Regions from separate parts of the Mus musculus genome. Here region 1 is linked to region 2. A link is a loop called in an ENCODE intact Hi-C map of the cell type or tissue named here. Cell type or tissue: left cerebral cortex. All regions are shown on one strand.

Region 1 (8,000 bases), 210 kb before region 2:
CTTCCTTCCTTCCTTCCTTCCTTCCTTCCTTCTTTCTTTCTTTCTTTCTTTCTCTCTCTCTCTCTGTCCCTCTCTCTCTCTCTCCCTCCCTCCCTCCCTCCCTCCCTTCTTTCTCTCTCTCTCTCTCCCTCCCTCCCTCCCTCTTTCCCTTCCTTCCTTCCTTCCTTTTATTCTTTTTTAGAAGAAAATATCTATTGGGCTTATTACCAGAAAGACCAGTCCATTGTGGTGGGGAAACATGGAAAATAATAGTGGAAATAAGAGTGTGTTGACCAAAGAGAGCTATAAAATATCAGTATTAGCCAGTTTTGTGTTATTGTAATGAAACTCAGTAGTCTGAATACATTTGAAGAAAAGAGATTTATTTATTGAACCCACTTTATATTTGTTTTGTTTTTGTTGTTGTTGTTGTTATTGTTACTGTTTTTGAGACAGGATTTCTCTGTGAATCCTTGGCTGTCCTGGAATTCACACTGTAGAACAAGCTGGCCTTTGACTCACAAAGATCTGCCTGACTCTGTTTACCAGTGCTTGTATTAAAAGCTTGTGCCACAACCACTGTCCTGCTATTTAATTCAGTTTTGAAGACGAAAGTTCAAGATGTCAGCTTTTGCTTTAGCCTCTAATGAAGGCCAAAGAACAACGGTATCAGTGCAGGGTTGTGTGTGAGTGAGAGAGATGATATGACCAGACAAAAAGCCAGAGAAATGAGGACTGTATAATCCAAGCCATAGCCTTGTGGATCTAGAGTGGTGGTTCTCATCCTTCCTAATACAAGTTCATCATGTCGTGGGGACCTCCCAACCATAAAATTATTTTGTTGCTACTTCATAACTGTAATTTTGCTGCTGTTATGAATAGCAATGTAAATATATGGTATGCAGAATATCTACTGTCTAAACAGTAGCAGGAACCTAAGGACTGTCAAAAGTGTGACCTCTCTGATGACTTTAAAAGCTCTCACAACCATAATATTGTGCAGATATGTTTGCTACACTCCCTCGTGTTCCTGCATAATGAAGATCCACTCATTGTGTTTCTCAGGTTGGTGAATGCCCTTAAACTGCAGGACCACTTGAAGGCTCTTGTCAGGACCTTGTCAGAGGGAGTGAAGAGAAAGGTATGTACAGGACTCTGTATCCCGTTCAGCATCCTTCAGGCCGATGACGGACAGGTTGCCCTGTCTTCTTGCAGCTGTGTTTCGTGCTGAGCATCCTGGGGAACCCTCCTGTGGTACTTCTGGATGAGCCATCGACTGGGATGGACCCCGAAGGGCAGCAGCAAATGTGGTGAGATCTCAGGGGCAATGCTTGTGCGGATTTATGGCTCTTGTAAAAACTGGCTTTCAGCATAGTTTACTTCAAACCATAAAAACAGTCACCCATTACTAGGAGAAGCAACGACAGCAGAGGAAGCACGCAATTTTGTATTCTGATCAACACTTGGAATACAAAAACAAAAGGCATATTCCTTCCATCTATCACCCATTGTGTGAATTTTGTTCTCATAGATAGGATGTGCCCATGTCTCTTTGCACATACGTAATAATAGATCTGCAGCTTAGTCTTCATGTGAATCCCAAACCACTGGAGCAGGGGCTATCCCAAAAGCTGCATATGGGCTATGCTCTTCTAGCTGGGCAGCCTTGTCTGGCCTTAGTGGGAGGGGAAGCACCTAACCTCACCGTCTTGAAGTGCTAAGATCGGGGAATAGCCAGGAGCCTCCCACCCACTCAGAGGAGAATGGGAGGGGGGAGAGGGAAGGATTGTGGGAGTAGGTGACTGGAAAGGGGCCAGTGAGTGGGATGTAAAGGGAATAGTTATAAATAAAAATCAAAAACTAAGTAAAATTGATTAAAAAAGAATTTTGTTCTCTTAGATTTTCTGAGTATGTAATAGGGCACAGTTAGTCCACTCAATTGTTAAATTTCAAATCTTTCTGCAATAACAATGTCATGGTGACAGAGACTGAAATTAAAATTCCCCAGTCCTCAGCATTTTAATTACTTTGTGAAATTTCTAAAATCAATCTTGTTGTGCCTTTGGTGTATGGGTTATCAGACATTCTACTAAGTCCTCACTCTCTCCCTTCTGCCTGCTCATTCATTCTCGGATGCTCAGCACTTTCTCCTCAACATCAACTTCCATGTTCAGTCCTAAACCATTTCTAAATTATATGCTTTAACCAGGAGTTTGGTTGTTTATTTGTCCGTCAGTCCTACACAAATATCTTGGTTTTGGTTTCTCCTGAATCAATTTCTTGTTTCATAAGTGTGCTAACGGAAACATCTTTAAAAGGTTTCCATGATACCTTGAGGATTCTCTTTAGTTAGCTGTTTTCTTGGATCTAACTGTAGGCAGGCGATCCGAGCCACTTTCACAAACACAGAGCGGGGCGCCCTCCTGACCACCCATTACATGGCAGAAGCAGAGGCTGTGTGTGACCGTGTGGCCATCATGGTGTCTGGGAGGCTGAGGTGAGTACCTTTCTGGCCTGCTCTTGACCCCAGGTTACTTTGTATAATAGAAGTACATTGCCCACTGTGAGAAGCTGGGGAATCTGTGCCACTCTCTGCCTGGCTCTGCCCGTAGTACCCACGTGCTGATTTGCACTGGTCATAGAAATCTGTCTTGCCTTGCTTGACTTCAACCTCCTCATGTCTATCATCAGGTGCATTGGTTCTATCCAACATCTGAAGAGCAAATTCGGCAAAGATTACCTGCTGGAGATGAAGGTGAAGACCCCCTCACAGGTGGAACCCCTGAACACGGAGATCATGAGACTGTTCCCCCAGGCTGCTCGGCAGGAAAGGTAATGTGTATGTTATACTTTTAATCTTTATTTTGGTGGGTTTTGTTTGGTTGGTTTTAGAATAATGAGAAATGAAAGTTCTATCCTCTCATTGTTTTTAACTTTAGTAGATGTGAGTATCTTCATTACTAAGAGAGAGCCTCTGTTCCAAGGGCTGCCACAGGGAATACAAAAGAACAATAAATTCCTCCCTGGAGACTGGCTCTTGTGAGGGAATTATCATTTGTGGGGCTCTGAAGTGCATTTGTGGGGTTCTGCTTAGACATTCTCATCTTCCTAAGATGGAAGAATAGTCTTGTTCCTTCCCTTTTTAAGGCACCTTGCTACTGGGTTCCTTCCTTGTGTCCCCTCTTCCTCCTCGTAGACTGACATTGTTGATCAACGAGCACTTGGACTACAGTCATCTCCAAGTTGTACGAAGTACATCCATGCAAATAGTCAATGGGATTGTTGTTTGTTTCCAGGAATGCACTCACCGAGGTTGCCACCTGAAAGCCCAGTGTTCATCCTTCTCTTCCCTTCGCAGGTACTCCTCTCTGATGGTCTATAAGTTGCCTGTTGAGGACGTACGACCTTTATCCGAGGCTTTCTTCAAATTGGAGAGATGTGAGTGCATGTATACTCCCCAAACCATAAAAATCTAAACCGGTTTAAAAAAAAAACATAGAATGTTCATGATACATAATTAATAGATTGTTAAGACGTCTAATCCAGTGGTTCTCAACAAGCTGATTTGGCATGTCTACCTCATAGTGCAGAATACATTCAGTCTAACTTCAAAAATTTCCATAATCCTTAAAAGTCCCAGGACTGGTGTAAATGTCTTTCACATGACTCTAGGCAAACTCTGAATTGTGAGTCCTAGCAAAATAAAAAAGAAATCTACATATTCCAATATGTAGATTCCATCAATAATGGCTCAGAGAAAACACTCCTACTTGAAGGGGAGCAACAAAAAGATAGCAAGCAGAGATTGCACAAAAGCAAGGCCAAGACACAGAGTTAATTGGTTCTTGTAGCTCCATGTCCGACATCTAGAACATATTTGGCATAAGGTGACTGCCTACAAACCTTTGTATCGTCCTTCCCCCCTATGAGTCTACCATCTGAGGCACATTTGCCTTCCTTCTTGGGCCTGTTCTACTCAACATCTGCCAGCATTCCTTAGTTGATATTTTTCATTTCTGGCATCTCCAATATCCTGAAGTCACCACAACATAGGCTTCACACTTCAAAGCTTCATGTGTGGTCTTCCCCGGAATCTGACTCTACTACACAATGCCTGACCCCCACCTCCACCCCCAAGCTTTTTCAGGAACCTTGGCACAAGTCCTGATCACTCTGCCACTTTTGCATTATGAATGCACACAAAACTTGCACCAAGTGAAATTGTTCTGCTGGCAGCTTGAGGAAAAATCAGATGCCCTTTAATCAAAGCTATAGCAGCACCTGACTGCCTGGGCAGCTGAAACCAGAAAGTTCTATCCATGGTCCTTCACCAGCAGGGTGTTCTTACTGCTCATTCACTTGCTTTTAAAGTGAGCTTGCACTTTTATACCTTGGGGTATTTTATGGAAGTAGTCTGACCCTCAAGGCAACTTTCGTATTTTCCCATCACTTTTCTTTTTTTCCATTTTCTTAGATTTATTTATTACTATATGTAAGTATACTGTAACTATCTTTAGACACACCAGAAGAGGGTGTCAGATCTCATTATGGATGGTTGTGAACCACCATGTAGTTGCTGGGATTTGAACTCGGGACCTTCAGACAAGCAGCCAGTGCTTTTAAACACTTGTGGGGCAATGGGCTACCGGGTCCCGGGGTTCAAGATCTAGCCTCGACTGGAAACCAGGCTGTCTGCACGTAGCCCATTGCCCCACAACCACTGAGTCATCTCTCCAGCCCATGATTTTTCTTTAATGGCACGAATGACTCTCACATTTGTAGTCACTCTTACTGCACCTACTTTGTCTACAATAACTTTAAATGTATCCACAATGCACATTTTTTCAAAGATGTTTATTCTGCTTGTCCCTGTCTCTCAATGTAAAATTGGTTAAAAGAAGCAAACATGGATTATGCTGTGTTCTGAATACCGCTTTGTTTCAAAAATTTCTCCACCCATGGATTTAGCCTCACACAAATGCTCAGGACACAATCTGTGCCAGACATATTTTCCAGAAGTCACACAAGTAACTTCCAGGCTAACTGCTTACTCCATCTTGTACCAGCAGACTGCTAGTACTCGTCTGAGACCTCCGAGTACAGTGTTTACCAGCTGCATGTCTACTATCATCCCGATCTTCCACCAGAAGGTCACATGAGCTCTGCTTCTAGCAGTCTAGGGTTTTTCTAGCTCTCTTCCCAAACTTTTCCACATTACCCTCATAAACCACTTTCAAGGGTTGGAGGACCTGAGGTCATGTTTAAATCACAGAAACAACCCCACTTCTGGCACCTGTTTCTGTGTTGCCTCTGTGTTGTGAACAAATAGATTCTATGTAAGTTTCACCTATTGCATGTTTTCAGACTATTGCAGTCCATCACAGCAGGATAAGCATGAAGGGACAACTCTGTCTGTGGCAGTTGGGAGCATGCAACTGGGGCTCCTTACATCATTGTGTCAGGTAGAAGCAAAGGAAACAGACCAGAGCTAAGAGAAAGTACTATCTCCAAAGATTCACCTATAGTGACTTACTTCCACCAGTACTCAGGTCTCTCTCTCTCTCTCTCTCTCTCTCTCTCTCTCTCTCCCTCTCTCTCTCTCTCTCTCAATTTATGTATTCACATCTCAAATCCCCCCCCCAATCTCTTAAAGGCTCCATAGCTTTCAAGTTAGTATCACAAACTGAGCACTATTTGGATAGCTCATGAAGGACCTTTCCAGATCCACACTGCAGTACTCTTCCTGCCTCTTCTGGTGCTGCGCTTTCAACCTGGCCAACTCACTCCTTTCTGCTGAGAACTCATACTTCCCCACTTGTGTCTTCTTGATACATGGTTAGGGTCACTTATGTAAGTTTTCCTTTTGTTAATCTTACTGTACACTCTCACCCTCTGGTCCGTCATCTTCCTGGATGACTTGTTTTGGCCTGGTTGCTAGGTTGGCATCCTTCTGATGAGAAGTGGTCCACGGAGCTCTCATAAACAGGATGCATTTGTAATAGATAAGCATCAGCGAGATTGATGCCCCAGGAAGGATGCTTCCCTGGAATAATGTAGCCTTCCTTTATAAGTTTTTGATGTTTACACTTTCATCAATATCCTTTTCTAACACATATTCCTTCTTGTGTACTTAATTTGCTAACACTGAGGTTTTCATTTGGGTATTTTTAAACATTTGCTACATAGCATTTTTCTACCTCGTGATGGGAAGATTATACAAAGCAACAAATACAGACATGCCATTTCCTCAAGGGTCATTAAGACACCATTAATGATCTCAGTTGCAATACACTTATTGAAGGAACTTTGAGAACAATGCATGCTCCATGAACATCCACATAGATTCATTTTTCTGTATCAGAAGATCAAAGATGGGTAATACAAGCTCCAGCACAACCTTAGGGGCTTTCCTCTCTCAGGTGACATTTGCCTATAGCCAGGAAGGTCACAAGATTTTACTTAATCAGACTTCTTACTATGTTCCCTCCTTGTCTTGTAAGCTGAGAGTAGGAGTTCCTTTAAGGTAGAGTGGAAGGGGAAGAGAGAAGCAGTAAGATGGCAGCAAGATTGGTTGATCATGGCACTGTAGTTATCACATCTGTAGTTACTGCATAAGAGCATAGTGTATTATCTTGAGACTATAAATAAGCACAATGGTTACCATTGTCACTAGATCCAAAGAGACAGAAAGGCAGTCTGGAGAATGGTGTTGAATTTGTCACCTTTGAGAAATACTAGCCACCGGTCAAGAGATTCAGTGTCAGGGAAGGAATGGAAGGATAAAGGCCATCTTAACAAGGCAGCCCAGCAAGAAGAACGTATCCCACATACAGGCAACAGCTTTTGGAGTACAGAGAGTTGAACTGCCAGGGTGGGGGGGATACCCAGGAGGAGAAGGGGAGATGGGGGAACGATTGTGGGAGGGGGTGACCAGGAGAGGGACAGTGAGCATGATGTAAAGTGAATAAGTAAAAAAAAATTAAATTAAAAAAGAATAAAAACCATGACCCCCTTTTCTTTTTTTCCCTCCTGCTGAAGACCCACTGGGGCACATTACTCAGCACTAGCCTCTGAGGCAGAAAGAAGAAAGGCAGATGTAAGAGACACATAGGAGTTTTCCAGAATAAGGAGAATCATGTTTAGCTTTATCTCACATTGGTGCTCTGGAATATTTTATTCTTCATTTGCATCTTCTAATGCCTTTGCCAAATCTCCATGGAAACCTGTCTATCTATCTTTCGGTGTGATTAAATGGTGTATTTACTTCCTAGCAGTGAACTCAAAAATAGTTATTATCTTATATTTTTATGATTTGTGTGTCCTTTTGTTCAAAAATTGGTGAAATTCCCTTAATAAAAATATACGAGCTCCTAACAGGAATTCATCCTTACACAGTGAAAGAGAATTTTGACCTGGAAGAATACAGCCTCTCACAGTCTACTCTGGAGCAGGTGGGTAACTTTTAGTGATTATATATAATCCTAAAAAGTTTAGAGCTGGAAAGATGGATCAGCAGATAAAGCTCTTTCTGAACAAGTGTCAGGACTATAGTTTGAACCTCTAGAATCCGTATAAAGCCAACTCAACATAGCTGACTCCTGTAGCCCTACCATCACAGAAGCATCTGGCTAGCAGGATTAGCTAAGTGGAGAGCTCTAACTTCACATAGAGAAATCGAAAAGGCTACCTGAGATCAACTCCAGGCATTCACGGATACCAGCATGTAATGGACCAATGCACATGTGGCCATAAATTACACACATGCATATACATGCAAAAGAGAAGATCAAGTAAGCCTAGGAAGTATATAACCTTTGCATCGTTTGCAGCTACAGGAGGTAGCGTGGCATGCCTCTCGTTCTTTTTTTTCGTTTTTCTTTATGCGTTCTCTTTTCCAGGTCTTCCTGGAGCTCTCCAAGGAGCAGGAGCTGGACGACTTTGGCGAAGAAGCCAATTCCTCAGTGAAATGGAAGCTCCTCCCACAGGAAGAGCTGTAAAGTTCAAAGTCCTCTCTGTATCCT
Region 2 (8,000 bases):
GTCTCTACAACAGGGACAGGTTGCTGCTCCCAAGTGCACTCTGCTGCCAAAAGACTTGGAAAGCCACAAGCTGTATGATTTCCAGATTTCTGCATGGACTCGGGCAATAGTAATCCTATATTCTGAACCTTATCCAAACACAAAATACTTCAATATCCCTTATTTCAAGCAGTCACTAAGCGTTTTGTCATAGTGAATGCTAAAGTCCCACCTTCCTTCCCCACACTATCTAACACACTATCTAATACTAAGTGGTTGGAAACCCAAACCTACATTCCTCCAACTACTTTGTAAAAGAGCCTCTGTGAATCTCTCAGGCCAAGATTTTATATACTAAACTGCATTTCCAGAGTAGTTTTGCTTTCTCTGCACAGATATTATTCATGTTTTAGCATTTATCAGTACCAAGCCCAAGTGCTCTGGCCTATAACACTGGGGTCCTGCTGGAAAACTGACAAGTTTGGATCCAAACCCCACTGCAGATGTCCAGATCTTCAATAGAGGATTTTATTTTCTCATAAATAAGTAACAAGCAAGTTAGTATGATTAGTATCCAGCCTGATCCACCAGAAGCATCTCTTGTGTATTAGCTGTGACCATTCCATGTGTATATGTGTGCACATGTATGTTCCCCTTTCCCCAGTCATTTATCAAAATCAATTTTGCTTTCAACTCAAGGAGGAAAACTGTGTTTAGTAATGAGAAGAACATGACATGTGTCCTGTGTTTAAAGGGCCATGTGCTTTCTCTGTTCTATGGGTCACAGCAGCCTTTCAGCAGAATTTCATACCATTCCTCTTTTCAAAGGGGTCAAGAAATCTGTATAACATTATGCTTCATTTCCCAAGTTGACTAAAACAAAATTCTTCCAACCAAGAAGCTCAGGGCAACACAGATCCATCCATTCACAGTTATGAGGCAGGGTGCCCAAAATGAAGGCAATAGTAGAGTTGTGTTTCCCAGAAGGCCCAAGGAAAGAATTCTCTCTGGATCCCCCTGGCTTGTAGCAGCTCTAACAATGCTTGGTGTTCCAAGCATTAGCTATTCCTAATTTTCTGGTACTGAGAAGGCTAGAATGACTCCATGACAGGCTTCAATTTGGCAGTTCAGGAGACTAGGCCTAAAAACTGGGCAAGTCCAGGCAAGCCCAGGCAAGTCATTTACTACAACAAAACACAGGCTTCACTCAGGCAAGCTAGTCAGAAACTACCCTGCCATCAGAAGCTGCTCTGCCACCGGCCTGAAGCAACAGCAATGAATCAGCAACAGTTTCCAGACCTTCCAGCAACAGTTTCCATCCCCCCACACCCCTGTAAAGGTTCTGGAATGTCCCTAGAGATGGAGCAAGATAAAGATCACGTACCCTGGAATACCTCTAATGTGTCTTAAATCAGGCTTTCAAGCTCACTTGGTTGTCTCCATCTTGGAGTGGAAGACCCCAGCATGCTGGACTTCTGCAGGATAAAACATGCTTTGCTTTTACATACCACTTGAGTCTGAGGAGTCATTCTTCAGTGAATCATGGATCCTTTCAGTAGTGGGTGATTGCCCCTAATTGTGTGATACTTAAACTGAGGCTGATTAGAAGAGTCCATAAAGATTGAAATAAACTAAGTGGGTGAGGCTCTGGACTCTGAACTCGCAAGTGTCTGTATGAAAGACATATTGATAGACAGGTTTTTCCTTATCTCTAGGAATTATAGAGTTACTAAAAGCAATAGCAGCAACACTGGTGTTAATAATAACAAAATCAGAATATCTGTGTTCTATGGCTTTTTCTATTGGTCACAGATATTTTTCTATAAAGGTCATAGCCGGGGCCATATGTGGGTTTGGCTGTACCTTTCTTCTCTGTTTTTATAGTCTTTAGAATATGAAAACTACTTTTTGGAACAACATTATGAACTAACCAGTACCCCAGAGCTCTGGACTCTAGCTGCATATGTATCAAAAGATGGCCTAGTCGGCCATCACTGGAAAGAGAGGCCCATTGGACACACAAACTTTATATGCCCCAGTACAGGGGAATGCCAGGGCAAAAAAAAAATGGGAATGGGTGGGTAGGGAAGTGGGGGGGGGTATGGGGGACTTTTGGGATAGCATTGGAAATGTAATTGAGAAAAATACGTAATAAAAAATATTAAAAAAAAAAAAGAAAACTACTTTTAACTCATGGCCCATACAAAGATGGATCCGATTTGGCCCACAGACCAAGACATCCTCTCAAGTTTATTTAGGAGAAAGAAATGAATCGCTAAAGCCACCAAAATGACTCCAAGCAGCTTGTGACACATTCAGTCACTCTATAAGCTTCACTCAGCCTTTTAGTCTCTTTCACAACCATGTGGGCTTGGACAGTAAAGAACCTTCATTTCTTTGGTTAAAAGTAGAAAAATGTTAGAGAAAATTTGTGGCATTCAATGTACAAGTAAGGACAGTTACAGATGAGCCCAGCCTTGTGTAGTGCAACCACTTTAAGCTTAGCCCCAACTAGTTCACAAATGATACTCAGACTGAGGTTATTTTGTTTGGCTTTGACAATTACCGGGGTGTCACACCTAATCTACTCTTCTAGCTGCTGGCCTGGCTACCTCCCCAGTGGTGTACCCCAGATACTTGCTCTTTCTCCTGGCCAAGTTCCTGGTTCCTGGTTCCTCTCCCCTCATGACAGCTGCCTCCTCTTTCCTGTTCTTCCTCTCCTTCTTGCCCTGTCTCTTCTTCTCTTCTTCTAACTAGGTCACTCCAAACTCACCTACCTCTAATCCCTCCAGTAACCAGCAGTCGACAATTTTACTTGACAAAAAGTTTTAAATCAAGGAATAAGGTGTGCATAACAAAAAGCTTGCAAACCTGAGAAGGCAATGGTAGGTCTAGACCTTTGGGTAGAGAATTTAGCAATTACAATACATGGCAGCAGACCAAACCTCCACAGGTTAGGGTCCTCCTCATCTTTTTTCTCCCTTCTGTTTGCACCTGTAAAGAAGAAAGCAGCTGGTGGTGGAAAGATAAAATCCATCAAACCTATTTCACATACTGGAAAACAAAGCATGAACGACTAAAGACTTGGGAAGGAGTCAAGTTGTGTTTGTTTTTGTGTTTTGCTATTTCACAACCAATTTTCCTTGAAAAAATGAGAATGCTTCCTGTTTTCCAGTGTCTTCCTCTATTAATTTTTTTCTTACTTTTGCATCTGCTAGGGATTTATTTCCCCCTAATTTCTATCATCTTTATAGCTTGCTTTGGGGGTTTTGATTTGTTTTGTTTTGCCCCTATATGCTTAGAGGATTATACATATTTCCAAGTTGCATGGTGTTAAGAATAATGGATGATTCTGTGTAAATAATTGGAAACTAGGGAGGGAGGGGGGCAGGGTGTGCTGGAAACATCTTGAGCTTAGAGCCATGAAGAGCTTTCTATGCTCAGGACTCTCAGCAAAAAAACATCCGGTGCTCTGTGCAGCTGCGTGAAGATGGGTGGTTTTTAAAAAACAGATGAAGCCAAGTTATGTAAGGGGACACTATGACTTTGTGTGTGTGTGGTTTATAAGTTACAAGTGCTCCCTCTTCTGCCAATATTGGGAATATGTGCTCTTTGGTCGCATTGCATATCCCAGAAGGAAAAAAAAAGATGAAAAATTGAAATTATAATGCAAAATCAACTTCTTCACCTGTGAGATCTTACCGTAAGGAAGCCCTGATGAGAACATTAGCGTGTTTGACTGTGGTGGAGCTTCGTGTTGGTTGGAACATCCAGTGGTGGTGGGATGGAAGCCATGTTTGTCTCATTTTTGGGTGGTCAGCCATTTCACCACCACAAGCCCATTTCCTGGTGGTCAGTTTTTAGTTCTGAGGACTTCAGATGATGAACTATGTTTTCCATCATGGCTTGATGACAGCCTGGCTTGCAAAGCTCTCTGAAGCTTCTCGTTCCAGCAACCCTGTGCCAGCACCCTGGGTTCTTGACCCCCGAGTGCATTCCACCCCAAAGCAAGCGGTTTTAAAAGGGGAATGTTCAAATTCTTGGGTGCTTTGTTTTGTTTTGCTACAAATACTAGAAAGGCTTTTTCTTCCATGGCTTTTACAGGCACAACATTGCGGCCTTCAGTCTTGAGTAAAATAGTTTCTGACATTCAGCATTCAGCCCTATTTGTGAATCAGAAAACAGTCAGGTTGTATACGCCTTGGCTCCAGTCTTCTGGTGACAATGAATGATGGAAACTAAGAATGGGGCTGTTGTCTTAGTTGGTGCCCCCCCCCCTTTTTTACAAAAGGGATCTGTGTCCTCTTTACAACCAAAGTCTTTAAGGAACCGTACTGCACTCAGGAAATTCTCTAGAAAAAGAGGGTTTTACACAAGGGAAAAACAAAAACAAAAACAAAAACACTTTTGGATCATGGATACATGGTGCCTTTTAAAGAGGGAGCCAGTAAGACTTAAAGTGGGACTGGCAAGATGGCTCAGCAGATAAAATGCTTGCCATATAAGCCTGAAGACTGGAGTTCAAATCCCAGAGACCATGTGAATGCCAGGCAGGGTGGCAACCTGCCCATAATTCCAGCCTCACAATGTGGAGGCAGGAGATCACCTCAGACTAGCCATCATGGTGGCTTCGAGCTTTGACTGAGACACCAAGACTCAAAGAACTAGGTAGAAGGATGGATCCAAGAAGATGGCATCACACACATGCATATGCACATGTACTTTAGCACACACACATACACACACACACACACACACACACACACACACACACACCAGAAATATAGCTACAGCAAAGAAAAATGAACATGTAGAACTATTCATTTGCTGTCTGCAGTTTGAAAATTCCATAAAAATAAATGTTTTATATAATTATGTATATTTTGGGCGATGGATGGTGAGACAGGGTTTCTTCGTGGAGCCTGGGCTGTCTTGAATCTCACTCTGTGGACCAGTCTAGCCTAGAACTCAGAGATTCTTCTGCCTCTGTCTCCCAAGTGGTAGAATTAAAGACATGTGCCACCACCACCCAGTAGATTATGTATTCTTAAATTTGATTCTTATATGTCCTTTTTACTCCAGTTTTCTGACTAAGAGAAGTCAAGACTTCCAAAGATGAAGTTTTCGTTGCAGAACCAACCATAGAAGCAGATGTTTCTCCATTTTGCATAGAATTTCACGGCAGACTTTGAGTTCATTCTGGAAGCTAATATTAATTATCAGTGAAACAAAGAGCAACAGACATGGAAAAGCTGTACAAAAGCAAAATTTTTTTTAAAAAGGCCAAACGTCACAACAGTGAGGACCTACGAATATGTCCATTGATGTCATGATTTGAGTGACTAATAGTATAAATCCCAAAGCAAGCTTTTCCCAGCCAGCATGCTCTAACTACCAATGGGGTTATATCCTTAGCACAGCAACTCTTCGTAAAGTTAGCTTATTGTGGTGTAGGGATGTTTGACTGAGTCTAGGAAAATATGGAGGAAGAAGAGAAATGAAACAGGGCAAATTTTCTAAGAACAAGCCATGAAAGTACTCCAGGCCTGAGAATTAATACACAGAGAAAATAACAACACACATATTGTCATTCCCTTCTGCCAATCTTGATCTATAAAAGAAAGAAACACAAACATCAAAGAATATAGCTGAAATATGGCCTTCCTTCAAGATTTATCATGAATGCATCTCTCTACTATAGCAGACCTTTCTCAGACTTACCGGTGCTTTAGAGACACAAAGACTCACATATTTTAAAACTTAGGCCTTTAGCTGGGTAAGCTCTCAACTAGCTCATCTAGTTTAATCTTATTGTTCCTAGCCCATAACCACACCATATCTAGTTCTTCACCTCTCTCTCTCTCTCACCCCCAGCATGTCTTCACATTTCCCTGGCGAATCTCTTGCGCCCACCTTCTCCTTTATCTGCCCAGAAGCTCTGCCCCCACCTACTTCCTTCTCAGCTCTTGGCTGTCAGATCTTTATTTTAAGCCTATCAGCAAGTAAGAAAAGATGAATGTTTACAAAATGGTCATAGGAACAACAATATCAAGATGCGGCTAGTATCCAGATCTCTGACAGACTGGCAATCAACAATTGTCTACACAGAGACAACTTTTATACACTATACAGTTACCCCAACACTCTACCAGGAAATGAACCACAAAACAAAAGGAAATAGCCGGCCTCAGAAACCTTCTACTCATAAAGTTCTTCTGATTATAGTGTATGTGGAAATAGGAATCAAAATTAGCCACTCACATATTTTCCTTACAGTATTGAATATGAGACAAGAACTCTTGCCTGTCTTTTCTATCTGTTTGAGTTTCTGGTTGTTCTAGGTAAGTCAGCACCCAGATGCTTTGCTTAGTCTCTTTCTATTTCTCCTAACTCACATTTTCAGCCTTCATCCTTCTCATTCTGGGTAGTAAGAAATATTAAAAATCCCAGCGTGGAGCTTCTTCTCTGCCTTAGATTATTTATATTCCTGGATAAAAGACATACGTAGCCTTTACATTTTTAAATATGCCTTAGGCAGCACAATACCTAGGCAGCTGCCTGCCCTCTATGCTGTTAGAATAACCCCATGCTTTCAATAACTCCAAGTTATCACTTACTATTTACTATATCCCAGCTGGGCTCTTCTTAACCCAATTGGGCAGTTCCCTGGGCCACGTTCTCTTGGCCATTAGCCAATAGCGGCTCTCCTTCTCCCTCCTGCACATTCTCCTTCTTCCATGGTGATTTCCAACTTCTCCTTCCTCCTCATGGTAGTCCCTCTCCCCAAGCCCACAAAACTTCAACCCACCTATGTTTCTTCTACCCAATCAGAATTAAGTTGGGGGAAGGGTCTTGGAGGCCTGCACTTAACATTGCAACAAACAATAAAAGACAAACCTCAACAATTCTCTGACCAGACAGAGGAAGACCACCTGAAGATCTTGGCTTCAAGAATGAAAGAAAAAAATTTAAGACCAAACACTGACAGGTAACATGATTTGCTGATCCCCCTACATGGGAACGAACAGCTCTCAAACTGGCTAAGACATAAAAATGTTTCTAGCCAAAACTTCAGCTATGCATAGCCAATAAATCTTACTGATTACAGAACCCTCAACATTCATCATGTCATCAAGAAATTCAAATAATGACTTTCATTTATAAGATACTCTGAATGATAAGTCTTTATTCTAGTTTCTCCCCGTTGCTATGGCAAATATTATGACCAAAAGCAACTAATGTGAGGAAAGGGATTCTTTGGCTTATACTTACAGGTCAGTTCACCACTGAGGAAAGTCGGGGCAGGAATTCAAAGCTGAAACAATAAAGGAACACTGCTTGCTAACTCATGCACAGAATCATGTTTATCTAGATTCTTGAACAACTTAGGCTACCTGCCTAAGGATGGTACCGCCCACAGTGGACAGTGCCTTCCTATATCTGTTAACAATCAAAACAATCTCCTATAGACATACATCAGGACAGACTGTGTGATCTGAGCAATTCCTCATTTGAGATTCAGTTGTCCAATGATCCTAGGCTGTAATCAAATTAACAGTCAAAGCTGACTGGGAGAGGGCTTATTGTTTGTCCATTCACTTCTTTTGCTTCTCAACACATGGAAAACATCAATTCCTTTCTCCCAGTTCATTACATTTCTCTTCAAACCTTCACATTACTCAACAAGTTTGGAGTGATATTAAAGTATTTGTTTTGGAATGATAGTAATATATTCTTTATTAAATGAGTCAGAAAAGACAGAGAAAGTATCAGAAGTTTGGCTTCCATATTGTCTTGTAGAACACTTAGTACTGTTCAGTGTCTCGTTAGATTCCCAGAAATATTCATCAGTTTCATCAACACTAAATTAAGTGCCTTCCTTGAGCTATGAGAATTAACTCCAAAAATTATCTGGCAAATGAGTCTAGTCGTTTTATCTGGCCTCCAACCTCTCTCTCTCTCTCTCTCTCTCTCTCTCTCTCTCTCTCTCTCTCTCTCTCTCCTAAATGGGATTCAGTTTT

What was found. A loop is a pair of places that touch in the nucleus more often than their neighbours do. Peaks named below come from ENCODE experiments on the same cell type or tissue, not always from the same donor. Only the 100,000 strongest peaks of a DNase experiment are listed, where the experiment ranks them.
Region 1: a loop joins it to region 2, with 2.5 times the contacts of the local background. A loop is called at or near these places in 6 of 42 quality-filtered maps.

The regions. Positions count from the first base shown.
Region 1 is chr11:110,101,941-110,109,940 of GRCm38, reverse strand. It overlaps Abca9 (ATP-binding cassette, sub-family A (ABC1), member 9), which reads left to right. Exons shown (of 39, transcript NM_147220.2): 33 at 1,045-1,120; 34 at 1,195-1,289; 35 at 2,357-2,476; 36 at 2,671-2,811; 37 at 3,338-3,417; 38 at 7,375-7,430; 39 at 7,878-8,000. The coding sequence ends at 7,976. Among named protein-coding and RNA genes, the nearest start is that of Abca8a, 10 kb to the right of the region's middle. In left cerebral cortex, no CTCF peak of the experiment used is centred here; no DNase peak of the experiment used is centred here.
Region 2 is chr11:109,887,684-109,895,683 of GRCm38, reverse strand. No RefSeq gene overlaps it. Among named protein-coding and RNA genes, the nearest start is that of Gm39444, 39 kb to the left of the region's middle. In left cerebral cortex, a CTCF peak has its summit at 3,572 (motif pointing left); a DNase peak (open chromatin) is centred at 3,486; H3K27ac peaks cover 341 bases.